2 separate regions of the Homo sapiens genome follow, and region 2 is linked to region 1. A link is an interaction called in ENCODE POLR2A ChIA-PET data of the cell type or tissue named here. Cell type or tissue: B cell. All regions are shown on one strand. Each heading gives the region's core, and the rest is flanking DNA. Links, peaks and the distances in the headings are about the cores only.

Evidence for each region. Peaks named below come from ENCODE experiments on the same cell type or tissue, not always from the same donor. Only the 100,000 strongest peaks of a DNase experiment are listed, where the experiment ranks them.
Region 2: POLR2A ChIA-PET joins it to region 1 with 5 read pairs; 2 of 35 experiments call an interaction of 5 or more read pairs at or near these places.

Annotation. Positions count from the first base shown.
Region 1 is chr1:2,244,036-2,249,401 of GRCh38, forward strand. All of the region lies in intron 1 of SKI (SKI proto-oncogene), which reads left to right. Among named protein-coding and RNA genes, the nearest start is that of SKI, 18 kb to the left of the region's middle. RefSeq lists enhancers at 3,353-4,279, 4,280-5,205, 5,206-5,366 and a silencer at 5,030-5,366. In B cell, for the core only: no CTCF peak of the experiment used is centred there; DNase peaks (open chromatin) are centred at 2,336 and 2,816; H3K4me3 peaks cover 554 bases; H3K27ac peaks cover 1,287 bases.
Region 2 is chr1:1,930,890-1,936,255 of GRCh38, forward strand. The region is part of intron 25 of CFAP74 (cilia and flagella associated protein 74); the gene reads right to left. Among named protein-coding and RNA genes, the nearest start is that of TMEM52, 14 kb to the left of the region's middle. In B cell, for the core only: no CTCF peak of the experiment used is centred there; no DNase peak of the experiment used is centred there.

The DNA.
Region 1 (5,366 bases), core at 304-5,303:
GCTCATTGCAAGCTCCGCCTCCCGGGTTCATCCCATTCTCCTGCCTCAGTCTCCTGAGTAGCTGGGTCTACAGGTGCCCGCCACCACACCCGGATAATTTTTTGTATTTTTAGTAGAGATGGGGTTTCACCGTGTTAGCCAGGATGGTCTCATCTCCTGACCTCGTGATCCGCCTGCCTCGGCCTCCCAAAGTGCTGGGATTACAGGCGTGAGCCACTGCACCTGGCCCCTCCTGACAACTTTTAAGATTCTGTCATTTAGGCTGGGCATGGTGGCTCACACCTGTAATCCCAGCACTTTGGGAGGCCAAGGTGGGTGGATCACTTGAGGTCAGGTTTTCAAGACCAGCCTGGCCAACATGGTGACACCATGTTTCTACTAGAAAAATACAAAAATTACCTGGGCGTGGTGGTGTGCACCTGTAGTCCCAGCTACTTGGGAGGCTGAGGCTGGAGAATAGCTTGAACCTGGGAGGTGAAGGTTGCAGTGAGCTGAGATGGCGCCATTGTACTACAGCCTGGGTGACAGAGCGAGACTCTGTCTCAAAAAACGAAAAGCAAAAACAAGATTCTGTCATTTAGAGTGTCTTTGTTAATTTGAAAGGTGAAAAATCTCATCATTTAGTTTGTATTTCTTTGCTTTTTGGTGGGTTGATTGTTTTGTTATTTCAGTATTTTTTTCTGTAACTTGTGCATATTACATTTTCTTATTGTGGCAAAATAAACATAATGTTGACCATTACATGTAGCATTCAGCAGTGTTGAACACATAGGCTGACAGTGAAGGAATGGAAAAAGACATCCCATGCCATTGGTGACCAAAAGAAAACAGGAGTGGCTCCATTTGTATCAAACAAAATATACTTTTCTTCAGAAACTATTACTAGAAACAGAAAAGTAGTTACAGAACAATAAAAGGGTCGAATCAACTGGAAGATCTAACAATAATATATACGCACCTAACCTCAGAACAGCTAAAACTGTAAAGCAAATTCACGCTGCTGTTCACCCACCTTCCCAGGCTCAGCCTTTGTCCCCATGAGACACTCACTCCCCATTCTGCCTCCCCCAGCCCCCAACACCCACCCGCCGCTTTCTGTTTCTGTGACTTTGGTGACTCTAGGGGCCTCCTGTGAGTGGAATCGCACAGGATCTGTCCTTTTGTGACAGCTTATTTCACTCAGCACCATGTCCTCAAGGCGCAGCCATGCGTAGCCTGTGTCACAGTCTCCTTCCTTCTCAAGACTGAACCGCAGGCTGCTGTATGGATGTATTTTGTTTACCCATTTCTGTCAGTGGACACACGGGTGACTTCCACAGTTTAGCTGTCGTGAATGATGCTGCTGTGAGCACGGGTGCACAGTGACCTCTGGAGACCCTGCCTTCAGTTCTGGGTGTAGACCCAGAAGTGGGATTGCTGGATCATTGATCATTCTATTTTTATTCATTTATTTTTGAGACAGCATCTTGCTCTGTTGCCCAGGCTGGAGTGCAGTGGCACGATCTCGGCTCACTGCAGCCTCCACCTCCTCCTGGGCTCAAGCGATTCTCCTGTCTCAGCCTCCCAAGTAGCTGGGACTAAAGGCATGTGCCACCATGCCCAGCTGATTTTTGTATTTTTAGTGGAGATGGGGTTTCACCATGTTGGCCAGGCTAATCTTGAATTCTTGACCTTATGTGACCTGCCCGCCTTGGCCTCCTAAAGTGCTGGGATTACAAGCGTCAGCCACTGCACCTGGCCCTATTTTTCCTTCTTTTTTTTTTTTTTTTTTTTTTTTTTGAGGCAGGGTCTCACTCTGTTGCCCAGGCCAGAGTGCGGTGGCACAGTCTCGGCTCACTGCAACCTCCGCCTCCCAGGTTCAAGTGATTCTCCTGCCTCAGCCTCCTGAGTAGCTGGGGCTATAGGTGTGTGCCACCACACCTGGCTAATTTTTGTTTTTTTAGTAGAGACGGGTTTCGCCACGTTGGCCAGGCTGGTCTCTGACTCCTGGCCTCAAGCCGTCATCCCGCCTCGGCCTCCCAAAGTGCTGGGATTACAGGCGTGAGCCACCGCATTCAGCCCGTTTTTCTTTTTAAAGAACCGACTGTTTTTCATAGTGGCTGCAGCATTTTCCACTCCCAGCAACAGCGTTCGAGCAGCACTGTCTTTGCATCCTCTCCAGCACTTGTTCTGTTTTTTGACAGCGGCCATCCTAATGGGTGTGAGGTGGCATCTCATTGTGGTTTTGGTTCTCATTTCCCTGATGATTAGTATGTTGGGCATTTTTTCGTGTGCTTATTGGCCACTCCTATATCCTCTTTGAGGAATGTCTGAGTCCCTCTTTGAGTCGAGTTGTGTGTGGGGGCCTTTGCTCAGTTGTACGTCTTTATCTACTCTGGTTAGTGATCCTGTTCTACTTGTAAATTTCTGTCTCCTGTTTGTCTACTGCGTGCACCGTGGTCGGATCCTGCCTCTGTTGCTGGAGGCTGCCTCTGTCCTCTGCTGTGGTGGTCAGGAAGCTGGAGCGTCTCGGCGCCAGATTCATGTTTGTAAGAGGAGACGCTCTGTGAGCCTCGGTGTGCAGCGCTGTCTGCAAGTCAGACTCCCCACCCCTCCTTTGTGCGAGCTGGGCGGGGGCTCTGCCGGGACTGGTGGTGTTCATGGAGAGGGCTTCTGTGTGATGAAGAGATGACAGTGACCTGCTGGGGCCGAAGGCTGTGAGTGCCATTGGGGGAGGGAGTCTCAGAGAGTGCGGCAGTCGGGCCTGATGGGGCTGCTCTTCTGTGAAGGGGCACCTACCGTGTGCCTGGCCTGTAGCAGCAGCAAAGAGGAACCTGATGGGGGGGGCCTCAGGAACCTCCACCTCGCCCACTGTGGCCAGGCTGCTTCTGCTTTCTGGGAGGCCTGTGCAAGAGCCATGGGCACAGGCCGGGCACGGTGGCTCACGCCTGTAATCCCAGCACTTTGGGAGGCTGAGGCCAGCGGATCACAAGGTCAGGAGTTCAAGACCAGCCTGGCCAATATGGTGAAATCTCGTCTCTACTAAAAATACAAAAGTTAGCCAGGTGTGGTGGCATGCACCTGGTCCCAGCTACTTGGGAGGCTGAGGCAGGAGAATCACTTGAACCTGGGAGTCGGAGTTTGCAGTGAGCCGAGATTGTGCCACTGCACTTCAGCCTGGGCAACAGAGCAAGACTCCATCTTAAAAAAACAAAAAACAAAAAAGGGAGCCGTGGGCATGTGTGTGCACAGGTGTGCATGGGTGTGTGCAGCTGGAGAGGGAAGGGCCTGGGTCAGGGGCGCCCTCAGCCTGGAGCCAGGGAAGGGCAGCGAGAGGACCCCAGACTCCCAAATGACCAAGGGCCTGTTTGCAGCGTGCTTCTCCCTCCTTTCTTCTGGCTCTGAAGTTATATCCTGCCAGATCCTGGAGAAAGTTCTTTTAGCAAAATGATGGCTTCGCTGAAGATGATACTTGCCACCTCACAGAAGCCTGTCACGTTCCTCCCTTTGGAACCCATTGCCAAATGTGGGTGGTGTGGTGGACCCGGGGCAAGGGGCCATTCTCTGGCAGCCCCTAGAAATGCCTCCCTGGGGTTGGGGTGCAGCCACCAGGCAAGAAGTATGTACCCCCTTGCCCTGGCCACTTGGGGTTTCTGGGACAATCTGCTGGCTTGGCCTTGACTTTTTCCTGAACCTAGGAGCCCAGGGCCTGCTCCTGGCATCAGGACTTGCTCTTCCTCTTTCCTGGGCCCCACAGGTGCCCTTGGGGAGCACACAGCTGCCCCAGCCCGAGTCCAGTCTGGCTCTCGGGAAGGGGCCTTACTGCTGGCTGCACACCTTGGCCTCCTTCCCCTGGATGCGCCATTGCCAACGCAGCTGGGACAGCCCTTGGACGCAGCGTGCCCGCCCCTTTTACCAGGGCATGTGGGCTGGGACCAGTTTCAGCCCCATGTTGACTTGTTTGGCTCTGCTGGTGGTGACGGGGGGGCGCGGTGGCGGGGGGCCTTGGTCGCGTCGTGTCTGCTCTTGTGCACCGGTGCCTCACGGAGAGGCTGTGGTGAGTGCGCGGAAGGACCCTGGTGCTTTTGGGGACTTTCTGGAGCAGCCCACATTCCTTCCCCAGAGCCCTAGGGGCCTGGCCAGCTGCCTTTCCAGGCCCTGAGGCCACCAGGTTCTTGGGGGGAGCTCCTAGGTTCTGCTTTGGCCTGGCTGGGTGGTGCCCACACTGCCGCGTCCCCTCTCCGGGGCTGCCCGGACTCAGCCTGGCTGGCAGCCATTTCCGTTACTTGGTTTCCAAAGGCCCCATCTTGGAATCAGGAGCAGGCTGTGGGACTCAGGGTGGGTTCTGAGCTTGGTGACCCGCTCTGCTCTTTTGTCCGGCTTTGTCCTAACTGTTGAATATTAATGAGGGGCGCCGCAGGGTGGCTCTCCAGTGGAGGGTCCTCACTTTTTGTTTTGCAAATAACGCTGGGGCCCCTGCGCCACTGGGGCAATGCAACTGTGACGGTGCTGGTTGGATTCAAAAGGAAGCCTGGCAGTGGCGGGGCCTGGACAGGCAGCCTTTGACCTGAGGCGGGGCGGCGCTCTGCGCTGGTTCAGAAAAGCCGTGGGGCAGCCTCTCTGGCAGGCACTGGCTGTACCTGTTGGTTTTCCTTTGCCCACAGTGAAGTGAAAGTCACTGCAGCTGGGTTTGCTGTTTAACTCACTGTCTTTCCTTCTCACGTCTTCTCTGTGCAAATAGTGGTCAGTGTACTTTTTGATTATTTCAGTCAAGTGGAAGTTTCTAGGAGCGTAGAGAGGCAGCGTGGCTTAGGGTTTAGGAGCATGGCTGGGCTACCTTCCTACTCTGAGTGTGGGCCACGTTACTTTTCTAGGCCTCAGTTTCCCATTGGCCCCTCTCCTGTTTGGAAGAGGCAGCTGGGTCCCACAAGCCATCTCAGGAGCCGCGTCTGGGCGCTGGCACGGGGACTGTGCCCACAGCCAGCCAGCCTGGTGGTCAGCTGATGGATTCCCGTAGGTACTTAGCAAAATGCCTGGAGTGTGCGAGGCTGTCAGGCCAGTGGCAGATGCGGTCGAGTGCTGTTGTTTCTTGGTGCTGCCTGGCACTGCCACCCTGATGGTCGGCTCTGAGTTGGAGGCCAGCTTTCATGGCAGCGTTGTTGGTGGGCGTGCAGGGTGTGTCTGACCTGGGCCTGGGCATCAGGTCCCATTGTGGTTGGGTCCACAGGGCCCCTTGCCTCATTCGTGGAGGTGCTGGGGGAATTCTACAGGCTGAGGACGTGTGAGGCTCCAGGGTCCAGCGTGCAGGCCGGATGTTCCTAGCGTTGCCGGCCACGCAGACAGCCGTGCCACCAGGAGGTTCCCTGGCAATGGGAGACAATTGTCTG
Region 2 (5,366 bases), core at 49-5,048, 310 kb before region 1:
TCTATTAAAAAGAGGCCGGGACCTGGTTATTTTAACCATTGGAAACTTCACATTTCATATTTTCCTCAAATGCCTATTTCCACTGTATTTTCCCCATTGATTTTTGTCCTAATTGTATATATTTTATGCTGTAAAGGACAATACTCCTATCACATTTGTCGGTAACAGAAAGTGTTCATTCATATGTTGTAATATTCAAATGCGTATTTTTATGTCCTGTGACCACAGGCTCTAAATGCTTTAAAAAATTCTTTAAAAAGGCTGGCATGGTGGCTCACACCTGTAATCCCAGCACTTTGGGAGGCCGAGGAGGGCGGATCACGAGGTCAGGAGATCGAGACCATCCCGGCTAACACGGTGAAACCCCGTCTCTACTAAAAATACAAAAAAATTAGCCAGGCATGGTGGTGGGCACCTGTAGTCCCAGCTACTTTGGAGGCTGAGGCAGGAGAATGGCGTGAATCCTGGAGACGGAGCTTGCAGTGAGCTGAGATCGCACCACTGCACTCTAGCCTGGGTGACAGAGCAAGACCCCATCTCAATAAAAAAAAAAAAAAAAAAAAAAGTTCGGGCACAGTGGCTCACGCCTGTAATCCCAACACTTTAGGAGTCCGAGGCGGGCGGATCACAAGGTCAGGAGATCGAGACCATCCTGGCTAACACGGCGAAACCCCGTCGCTACTAAAAATACAAAAAAATTAGCTGGGTGTGCTGGCGGGCGCCTGTAGTCCCAGCTATTTGGGAGGCTGAGGCAGAAGAATGGCGTGAACCCAGGAGGCGGAGCTTGCAGCGAGCCGAGATTGTGCCACTGCACTCCAGCCTGGGTGACAGAGCAAAGACTCTGTCTCTGTCTCAAAAAAAAAAAAAAAAAAAAAAATTCTTAAAAAAATTGGCTGGGCGCGGTGACTCACGCCTATAATCCCAGCACTTTGGGAGACCGAGGCGGGTGGATTACCTGAGGTCAGGAGTTCAAGACCAGCCTGGCCAACACGGTGAAACCCAATCTCTACTGAAAAAAATGCAAAAGTTAGCTGGGCGTGGTGGCCGGTGCCTGTAATCCCAGCTACTCGGGAGGCTGAGGCAGGAGAATTGCTTGAACCTAGGAGGTAGAGGTTGCGGTGAGCTGAGATCGCCCCACTGCACTCCAGTCTGGGTGACAGAGTGAGACTCTCGCCTCAAAAAAAAAAAAACAAAAAACAAAAAACAAAAAACTTAGAAAAATGTAGGCCGGGCGCGGTGGCTCACGCCTGTAATCCCAGCACTTTGGGAGGCTGAGGCGGGCAGATCACGAGGTCAGGAGATCGAGACCATCCTGGCTAACATGGTGAAACCCCGTCTCTACTAAAAATACACAAAAATTAGCCAGGCGTGGTGGTGGGCACCTGTAGTCCCAGCTATTTGGGAGGCTGAGGCAGGAGAATGGCGTGAACCCAGGAGGCGGAGCTTGCAGTGAGCCGAGATCGCGCCACCGCACTCCAGCCTGGGTGATAGAGCGAGACTCTGTCTCAAAAAAAAAAAAAAAGAAAAGAAAAATGTAGTGATGGGGTGTTGCCCAGGCTGGTCTCAAATTCCTGGACTCAAGTGATCCTCCTGTTTCAGCTTCCCAAAGTGCTGGGATTACAGCCGTGGCGCCCAGCACTCACTAAAATTATTTTTGAGTGGAGATATTATTGATTATTATTAGTAGTCAATTTTTTTCTTTCTTTTTTTCTTTTTTTTTTTGAGACAGAATCTCGCTCTGTTGCCCAGGCTGGAGAGCAGTGGCATGATCTCGGCTCACTGCAACCTCCGCCTCCCGGGTTCAATGATTCTCCTGCCTCAGTCTCCCAAGTAGCTGGGACTACAGGCACCCACCACCACACCTGGCTAATTTTTTGTATTTTTAGTAGCGATGGTGTTTCACTGTGTTAGCCAGGATGGTCTCGATCTCCTGACCTCGTGATCTGCCCGCCTCGGCCTCCTCAAGTGTTGGGATTACAGGTGTGAGACACTGTGCCCGACCTTTTTTTTTTTTGAGATGGGGTCTTGCTCTGTCACCCAGGCTGGAGTGCAGTGGTGCGATCTCGGCTCACTGCAAGCTCCATCTCCAGGGTTCACGCCATTCTCCTGCCTCAGCCTCCCGAGTAGCTGGGACTATAGGCGCCCGCCACCATGCCCGGCTAATTTTTTTGTATTTTTAGTAGAGACGGGGTTTCAACGTGTTAGGCAGGATGGTCTTGATCTCCTGACCTCGTGATCTGCGCACCTCGGCCTCCCAAAGTGCTGGGATTACATGCGGGAGCCACCGTGCCTGACCTTTTTTTTTTTTTTTTTGAAATGGAGTCTCGCTCTGTCGCCCAGGCTTAGTGCAGTGGTGCAATCTCGGCTCACTGCAAGCTCTGCCTCCTGGGTTCAAGCGACTCTCCTGCTTCAGGAGAGTAGCTGGGATTACAGGTGTGCAGCACCTTACCTGGCTAATTTTTGCATTTTTAGTAGAGACAGGGTTTCACCATGTTGGCCAGGCTGGTCTCAAACTCCTGACCTCAGGTGATCCGCCCGCCTCGGCCTCCCAAAGTGCTGGGATTACAGGCGTGAGCCACCGCACCCGGCCCAACTATTCAGGTATTTCTATATTTTTCCTGTGTCCATTGTGTATTTTGAGGAATTTGTCCATTTCCTCAAAATTGTCAGGTTCCCTGGTGTAAAGATGTTCATCATGTTCTCTTCTTATCGCTTTGATATTTGTTAGGGTCTGTGGTGATGTTCCCTTTCGCTCCTGATATTGATGGTTTGTGTTTTCTCTTTTTATCCTCATTGGTCTTGCTGGGGGTAATGAATTTTATTAAATTGTACAAGAAAGACTTTTAGTTTGTTGTTTTTCTCTGTTGAATATTGCATTTCTATTTCGTTGACTTCCACTTTTACCTTTTTTATGTCTTTCTTCTACTCTCTTTGGGTTTAATTTACTGTGTTCTTTTCCTAATTCTTGAAAAGGAAGCTTAGATGGTTGATTTTCACACCCTCTTTTCTAATATCTGCGTTTAGAACTAGAAGCTTCCCACGAGGTGCTGCTCTGACAGCCCGCAGGCCTCAAACCTGATGGGTCCAACATGGAGCCTTTGGTGGTGCCCATGAGGATCAGTCACAAAAATACCCAGGCTGAGGGGAGACAAGCAAAATCCAGACCAGCAGCAGGGGTCTGAGGCCACCGGCATGAGGTCCCGGTCTGCATGGGGCTCTCCAAGTTTCAGCACTCAAAGTCCTGCGGCCTGAGAAGCCCCTCAGTACTGGGTACAGCAGCATGGTGGTCACCCTACATCTGTGCAAGTGTAGAAGTGTGTGTATGTGTGAGTGTTAGGGTATAGGTACACACGTGTGTACGTGTGTTAGGCTGTAGGTACACAGGTGTATACGTGGGTGTTAGGTTGTAGGTACACAGGTGTACACGTGGGTGTTAGGTTGTAGGTACACAGGTGTATACGTGGGTGTTAGGTTGTAGGTACACACATGTGTACGTGTGTGTTAGGTTGTAGGTACACACGTGTGTACATGTGTGTTGTAGGTACACATGTGTGTATTAGGTTGTAGGTACACAGGTGTGTATGTGTGTTAGGTTGTAGGTACACAGGTGTATACGTGGGTGTTAGGTTGTAGGTACACAGGTGTATACGTGGGTGTTAGGTTGTAGGTACACACGTGTGTACGTGGGTGTTAGGTTATAGGTACACGTGTGTATGTGTGTGTGTTAGGTTGTAGGTACACACGTGTGTACGTGGGTGTTAGGCTGTAGGTACACACGTGTGTACGTGGGTGTTAGGCTGTAGGTACACAGGTGTGTACGTGGGTGTTAGGCTGTAGGTACACACGTGTGTACGTGGGTGTTAGGTTGTAGGTACACACGTGTGTACGTGGGTGTTAGGTTGTAGGTACACACGTGTGTATGTGGGTGTTACGTTGTAGGTACGTGTGTACGTGGGTGTTAGGTTGTAGGTACACACGTGTGTGCGTGGGTGTTAGGTTGTAGGTACACACGTGTGTACGTGGGTGTTAGGTTGTAGGTACACAGGTGTGTACGTGGGTGTTAGGTTGTAGGTACACGTGTGTACGTGGGTGTTAGGTTGTAGGTACACACGTGTGTATGTGTGTTGCTGTGGGTACACACGTGTGTACGTGGGTGTTAGGCTGTGGGTACACACGTGTGTACGTGGGTGTTAGGTTGTGGGTACACAGGTGTGTACGTGGGTGTTAGGTTGTAGGTACACACGTGTGTACGTGGGTGTTAGGTTGTAGGTACACACGTGTGTACGTGGGTGTTAGGTTGTGGGTACACACGTGTACGTGGGTGTTGTAGGTACACACGTGTGTACGTGGGTGTTAGGCTGTAAGTACACACGTGTGTATGTGGGTGTTAGGTTGTAGGTACACAGGTGTATACGTGGGTGTTAGGTTGTAGGTACACAGGTGTGTACGTGGGTGTTAGGTTGTAGGTACACACGTGTGTATGTGGGTGTTAGGTTATAGGTACACACGTCTGTATGTGTGGGTGTTAGGTTGTAGGTACACACGTGTGTACGTGGGTGTTAGGTTGTAGGTACACAGGTGTGTGCGCGCTAGGTTGTAGGTACACATGTGTGCACGTGGGTTAGGTTGTAGGTACACACGTGTGTACCTGTTAGGTTGTAGGTATACACGTGTGTACGTGTGTGTGTTAGGTTATAGGTACACAGGTATGTAATGAAAGTGTGACCCCTGGCATTCCTGACAGTGACGGGCTCTGGGGAGGGAGGGAGAACAAAGCCAGCTCCGACTTGAGGGAGAATGTTTGTTTCTGTAACAACAAAGAGAAATCAGAGGCAAGTAGGATAAAAGTCTAAGATCTGTATTTTGGGTGGAGGGTACATGATGTTGGCTGAGTTTGTGGGTTATCTGAAAATGGAAGGGAAGAAGAGAGCAGAGGACGCAGAGCTAAGAAAGTTGGGACCTTTTTTTTTTCAGCACTACACACACACACACACACACGAACTGCAGGGGGCTCTGGAGCCATGGAGTTAGAAAAGCTCTCTGAGAGGTCAGGTGTAGTGGCTCATGCCTGTAATCCCAGCACTTTGGGAGGCTGAGGCGGGCAGATCACCTGAGGTCAGGAGTTTGAAACCAGCCTGACCAACGTGGAGAAACCCTGTCACTACTAAAAATACAAAATTATCTGGGCGTGGTGGCGTATGCCTGTAATCCCAGCTACTCAGGAGGCTGAGGCAGGAGAATCGCTTGAACCTGGGAGGCAGAGGTTGTGGTGAGCCGAGATTGCGCCATTGCACTCCAGCCTGGGCAACAAGAGCGATGCTCCGTCTCAAAAAAAAAAAAAAGAAAAAAAGAAAAGAAAAGCTCTC